2 separate regions of the Homo sapiens genome follow, and region 2 is linked to region 1. Evidence: read pairs that join two places in POLR2A ChIA-PET (ENCODE). Cell type or tissue: CD4-positive, alpha-beta T cell. All regions are shown on one strand. Each heading gives the region's core, and the rest is flanking DNA. Links, peaks and the distances in the headings are about the cores only.

Evidence for each region. ChIA-PET counts read pairs that join two places held together with the same protein. Peaks named below come from ENCODE experiments on the same cell type or tissue, not always from the same donor. Only the 100,000 strongest peaks of a DNase experiment are listed, where the experiment ranks them.
Region 2: POLR2A ChIA-PET joins it to region 1 with 7 read pairs; 2 of 35 experiments call an interaction of 5 or more read pairs at or near these places.

The regions. Positions count from the first base shown.
Region 1 is chrX:49,307,423-49,310,326 of GRCh38, forward strand. All of the region lies in intron 3 of GAGE10 (G antigen 10), which reads left to right. It overlaps LOC124905188 (a long non-coding RNA gene), which reads left to right and starts at 423. Exons shown (of 3, transcript XR_007068231.1): 1 at 423-1,060. In CD4-positive, alpha-beta T cell, for the core only: no CTCF peak of the experiment used is centred there; DNase peaks (open chromatin) are centred at 1,689 and 2,109; H3K4me3 peaks cover 1,468 bases; H3K27ac peaks cover 1,330 bases.
Region 2 is chrX:49,155,014-49,157,917 of GRCh38, forward strand. It overlaps LOC105373195 (a long non-coding RNA gene), which reads right to left and starts at 1,265. Exons shown (of 3, transcript XR_007068230.1): 1 at 953-1,265. RefSeq lists cis regulatory regions at 135-1,595, 1,376-1,391, enhancers at 946-1,095, 1,311-1,455, 1,816-2,514 and a silencer at 1,286-1,605. In CD4-positive, alpha-beta T cell, for the core only: a CTCF peak has its summit at 1,388; DNase peaks (open chromatin) are centred at 398, 938 and 1,318; H3K4me3 peaks cover 1,569 bases; H3K27ac peaks cover 524 bases.

The sequences.
Region 1 (2,904 bases), core at 205-2,704:
TTACACAGTGTATACTCAAATTTCGCCAGTTCTCCAGACAATTTCTTTTTTCCTTTTTTTTTTTTTCCTTTGTTGAGACGGAGTCTCTCTCTGTTGCCCAGGTTGGAGTGCAGTAGTGCAATCTTGGCTCACTGCAACCTACACCTCCCAGGTTGAAGGGATTCTCTTGCCTCAGCCTCCCATGTAGCTAGGACTACAGGGCCTGGCCACCGTGCCTGAGTAATGTTTCCTTTTTTTTGTTTGTTTGTATTTTTAGTAGAGATAGGGTTCGCCCTGTTGTCCAGGCTGGTCTTGAACTTCTGACCTCACCTGATCTGCCCACCTTGGCATCCCAAAATGTTTGGATTACAGTTGTGATGGAACAGGAATTAAAAGAAATTAAAGAATGTGTAAGCAAAAACTCAGTTGTATGTAAGAAAACCCAATTTCCCCTGAGGAAGAGAAAGAGCTGGAGTCCTTTAAAATTAACTGCCTGTTTTTCCTTCTGTGGCTAGTGAGTCTTATCTCTCCCTTTCCGAGGCATTGTGAAGACCCTGTTTCTCTAGTTGTGCAGCTGCAAGGTCACTAGACAGATAATCTCAAGTGGTAAAACATGTTGTTCCTTGAAAAGTAAGAAATAATGTAATGCATGTTTCAATTGAGTAACTGTATTTGTTTCCCACTTCTGTAATATGCTTCCCCTGCACAGATCTCCCCCTGCCCCACGAAATGCTTAAAAGATAGCTTGACTCTTTGTTTGGGGCTCAGTCCTTTGGATGTTAATCTGACTAGGTCGGTGCATCTAAATAATTAAATAATTCCTCCTCAACCCCTCGGTCTCTCTGATTCCTTAATTATCCTGCAGCATTTCTGGTGACCCGGACAGGGATTGGAGATGGCAGATTTACTGTCTCCTTTGTCTGTGGGACTAGAGCCCCACGGCCAGGGGAGACCTGGTATCCAAGGCGTGCCGTAGGGGAGCTTCACCTGGATGGAGACTGGCTCTCCCGGCATCCCAGTGGCCTAGCTGGCTGCACAACGGAACTGGAGACGGGGCTGCAGCATGATACCAGCACTTCAGGTACCACAGTAAGGAGAAAGGGCCCAAGGCAGGAAAGCCCATCCCATAGGGATGAAGGGGAGCTTGATCACCTCCCGGGGACCGACCACTAATCCAACCCAGAGTGGCTGGGGGGCAGCAGGAGTGGCCTGCCAATTTGGATGAACCTCATGTCCCCCTAATAAAGTGAAAGTGGCTCAGTGGTGGAGAAAATGGGCCAATAGAGTGGCAAGTGCAGCAAGGAAGAGCTTGCTGGCAGGGTGCAAGAGTGGCTTGCCAGCCCAACTGGGAGTGTGTGGGTGTGTGTGTGGACCTACCCAGGACATGAGAGAGGCTCGTTTCGTCTGATGAGGAGTCCTGGGGTAGGAGTGGTGTGTAGGTGTGTGAATGTGGGAGCCTAACTAGGCTCACCCAGGACACGGGAGAGGCCCGTTTTGTCCGATGAGGAGTCCTGGGGCAGGGGACATGTGTGAAAGTGTGTGAAAGAGACGGTCTCGGGAGAGGCCAATGCGGGGAGTGACGTGGGGAAGCACAGATCCCTTAGCGTGGGCTGTGTGCTCTGAGGCAAGTGCGGGGGAAATCAGACCTAGGACGTTGTGTACAGCTGATAGGACCAGCTCCATGGCCACAGCAGGCTGTGAGAGGGGAAGGCACGTTCCTGGCTAAGCAGCCTCTGAAACTCCCATAATAGGACCCAGTCTAGTGGACCCGAGAGTGAAAGTGAGAGTGAAAGTGCGCCACAAGGGAGGAAATGGGAGGAAAAGTGTTGAAACCAACTCCTTTGGAGTGCATGATGAAAAAATTTAAAAAAAGATTTAGAGGTGATTATGGGATGAAACTGGATGCTCAAAAGTTAAGGACATACTGTGAATTAGAATAGCCCTCTTTTAGTGTCAGATGGCGGGCCGAAGGCACTACAGAGAAATTGGCCATGTGTTTTAAGGTGGTGACTAGGGTCAGAGGACAGCCAGGGCATTCAGACCTAGTCTTTACATTGATGACTAAATGAATGCAGCCCTGCCTAGCAGTTTATTGTAGAATGCTCGCAGCTCATGCCAAGAGAAACCAGCTGCTCTGACGGCTACAGAGTTAAAGGGAAAGTCACAGAGGCTTGTAACTCCAAAAGTAAAAAGTGAAAAGTAAAAGCCAAAAGTGAAAGTAAAAATCAGCTGCCCTGGCAGCTATGGAAACAAAAGAAAAGTCTGAGGAAGGAGAAAACTGGTTTTGCAAGAACCACAGGAGGGAATAGAGACCCCTCCTCCCTACATTCCAATCTACCCCCCTTTACTAAGGCTAACTGCCCCTAAGGAGTTAAGTTCAAAGAGATACAGGCTCCCAGTCTCACAGAAGGAGAAATCAGAGCTCCAGGAAGTTAAAGTGAAAAGCTAGAAAAGTCAGGTAGGCCGTCTCAGGTCTGGCCATGCCGAAGTTATGCTTACGCCTCTTACGAGGACAAAAGGACCCCCACTAGGACCCAGATGATGCAGTCTGGCTTCAACACCTACGAAGGTGCCGAGAAACACTTCTGCAAAAGCTAAAGGATAGTAAAAGAAAAAGACAACCAATATAAAAAATCTCAGAGGTGCTCCAGGGTGCAGATAAAAGCACCAGCCAGTTTTAAGAAAGACTTTGTGAGGCATTTTGGGTGTACACTCCGTTTAACCCCAAGGCTGCTGAAAATCAGTGCATGGTGAATACAACATTTGTAAGTCAGGGCCAAGGAGATATTAGGCATAAATTGCAGAAGTTAGAAGCTCCGTAGGTGTGAATGCTACTCAGCTTATTAAAGTGGCTACCAAGGTGTACATTAACTGAGATCAGGAGGCAAAGAAGAAAGCTGATCGGAGGCTTAAGAAAGGCTAATT
Region 2 (2,904 bases), core at 281-2,780, 150 kb before region 1:
TCTCCATATTGGCTCAGGGCTTGTGCTATGTTTTCAGCCTAGCTTTGTCCACTGCCCTTCTTCACCTTCCATCCTTCCCCATACCCTTGTAAGCCTCCCGCCCCCAAGGTTCATTAAGGCAGACTCCAGAGCCACGTACTGTTCACAGCTCCAGAAAAGTACCCAAGGTTTTTCACGCCTGGCTGTATTTGTCATGATAGAACCTCTGCATGAAAGGCAAGGGGGTCTGTGGGGCAGACGACTATCCATGACATTATTGTCCTTACAGCCCAGAACGATAAAGGCTAGGGGATTGAAGAGGCGGAGAAAGCGGTTAGAGACTCTCCATAGAAATTGTCTCAGCCCCGCCCCTTAAATTCACTTTCTAGCCGCAGCTCCTTGAATTTACGTCCGAGCCACGCCTCCAATTAAACTGTCTCCCCACCCTCATCTCAAGTAATCCCCAAAGCTCCACCTCCTTAAAGAATCTTGGGCCCGGCCATTTGAACACCTCCAGACCTTATCTTCCTATCTCCCTTTAATAAAGCGCAGAAAACATTTCTCAAATAACACCTTTAGGATTATCTCCAAATATGGTCACACACACAGGCAAACTCCATTCGGCCCACCCTGGAGAATGCTACTTCAAAATTTGGCTCCTGTGGGGAACATCGCACACCGGGGCCTGTCGTGGGGTGGAGGGATGGGGGAGGGATAGCATTAGGAGATATACCTAATGTAAATGATGAGTTAATGGATGCAACACACCAACATGGCACATGTATACATATGTAACAAACCTGCACGTTGTGCACATGTACCCTGGAACTTAAAGTATAATAATGATAATAAAAAAAATTTGACTCCCGAACCTTCCAGAGCACACCCTTTAATCAGCCTCTAACCGTCATCCCATTCCTGACATCGCAAGCCCCGCCCCCATGGGCCTATAGGCTCCATCCCCATGACTCACATTTCAGGCCTGCCCCTTCGCTGCGTGCTCGCCCCCAGCACTCTCCAGGCCTCAAGCCCTCGGAAAGGACCCTCAAGGCCCCGCCGACCAGAACGGGGATCCAGCTACGCACACTCAACTAATCTGGCCCTCACCTACTGCGATAACCCTCAAGGAATATTCTAGGATAACCCCAAGGATCCTTCGAAGCATCCTCCGAAGCATCCTCCGATCCCCGCCCTCCCAAATCGCGCCCCTTGGCCCCACCCAAGGCAGGGCAGTAGCTGCTGACCCCCCAGGCCTGCTCCTCTGAACCCAGCTCCTCTCCGAACCTGCCCCCTGGGAGGCCCCACCCCCGTCACACACCCTCCTTCCGGCGCAGGCGCAATGTGGCGCCCGCCCTGTGTACTAGCGCCGCCACATCGACCGCAGCCCTCGCAGCCAGGGGGCGCGCGTCCAGCCGCGCCAGGAGCGGAAGGGCGCTGGGGCACGCGGGCGGGAGGGGCCCAGGCCTGCGCGCAAGAGGGGACAGGTCAACGCCGACCATCGGCCTCCGCCAACCCCCATGCTTCCGGACGCTCAAAGACTAGAAATGCCCCTCAGGATACCCGGCGACCCCTGGCCACTCCCTCGGTAGTTTCGGAGGTCACTGCTGTCCCTCCCCTCTCATGCGATCCCCGACCATCGCGGGTAGCGGGTGCACCCCCAGCCTGCTCTCACGGTGTCCCTGGAGATCGCTGTTTGACTGCAATAGTCCTAGACACCTCCGAACACCCCGTGAGGTCCTCGACTGCCCCCTAATCACCCTGGATGCCCAACTCTTCATCCACGATATCTCAGGGGACCCATTTCCCCCAGATATCCCGGGAGAACACGGCCTGACCCCGTAGCCCCGGAACCCCCAATTCCCCCTCTAGGTATCCTAGGCAACCGCTGCTACCCCCATGAATTCCCTCAGAGGGCCCGTTCCCCCCATGGCCCACATACCTCCAGAGTCCCCCTCCACAGGTCCCCAGGGGCCCCCAGCTCCCCTCCCCCCAGTTCACTAAGACCCTGAGTGCCCAGGTGTCCCCAGTGACCACGGGCAGACCCCTCCCCGCACATCTGCACGTCTCCCTGGAGACTCCTGAGAGCCCCTCCCCTGCTCTGGTGCGCGGCCCTTTCCCTCGTGTGTGGGTGTGGGTAGGGGACCTCCAGCCCAGCCTCCATCGCTGGGCCCCTGCCCCCTGCCACCTTCACTTGGGCGCCAGAGCCGCTCTGTTTACCACCTGTCAGAAGGAAAAGGTGTGGAGCAGACAGGCGGGACGGGGGTGGCGGCGACTCGCTCTGTCCTTCCCCAACATCCCCAATCCCTGTACTTCCTCTGCTCCCCTTAGGGTTCGCGGCGCCCCCTGTGCGCGGCTCCATGGCCAGTAGTCGGCCGGGTGGACGCAGGGCAGCCAGCGACGAGTTTTGAGCTCTGGGGCGTGCTCACCTGGTGACCCGCTCAGACCCTGGAAACAGGGTGGCGGGCCCGTGCCTGGTTCCTGTATCTGCGGGGTGGCCTATCTGGCGGCCAGCAAGGAGGCCTCCGTTAGCTGAGGACGCTGGGCTGGCTCCTTTTTCCACTCTGGGATGTTGCTATTCCAGCATAGGAAGGGGCAGTCGAAGCCCAGAGAAATTAGGGTACTGTCTGACCTCTGACAACTAAAAGCAGGGACGCAGAACTGGAGCCCGAGTTTACTAGGAAACTCTGCAATTTCCACCAGAGCTTTGCACAAGTAGGCACTCAGTATATTTGCAGGGAAAGTTTATCTCCCACTGTCCCTATTGGGAAACTGGAAATGTGTGGTGGGACTGAGTACCGTTGGAGCTTTTGGAGCCAAAGAATGGTTTGGTGCTCTGGGCATTATGAGGTTGCGGAACTCAAAAATTGGAGAGGGTGGGCTGGGCGCGGTGGCTCATGCCTGTAATCCCAACACTTTGGAAGGCCA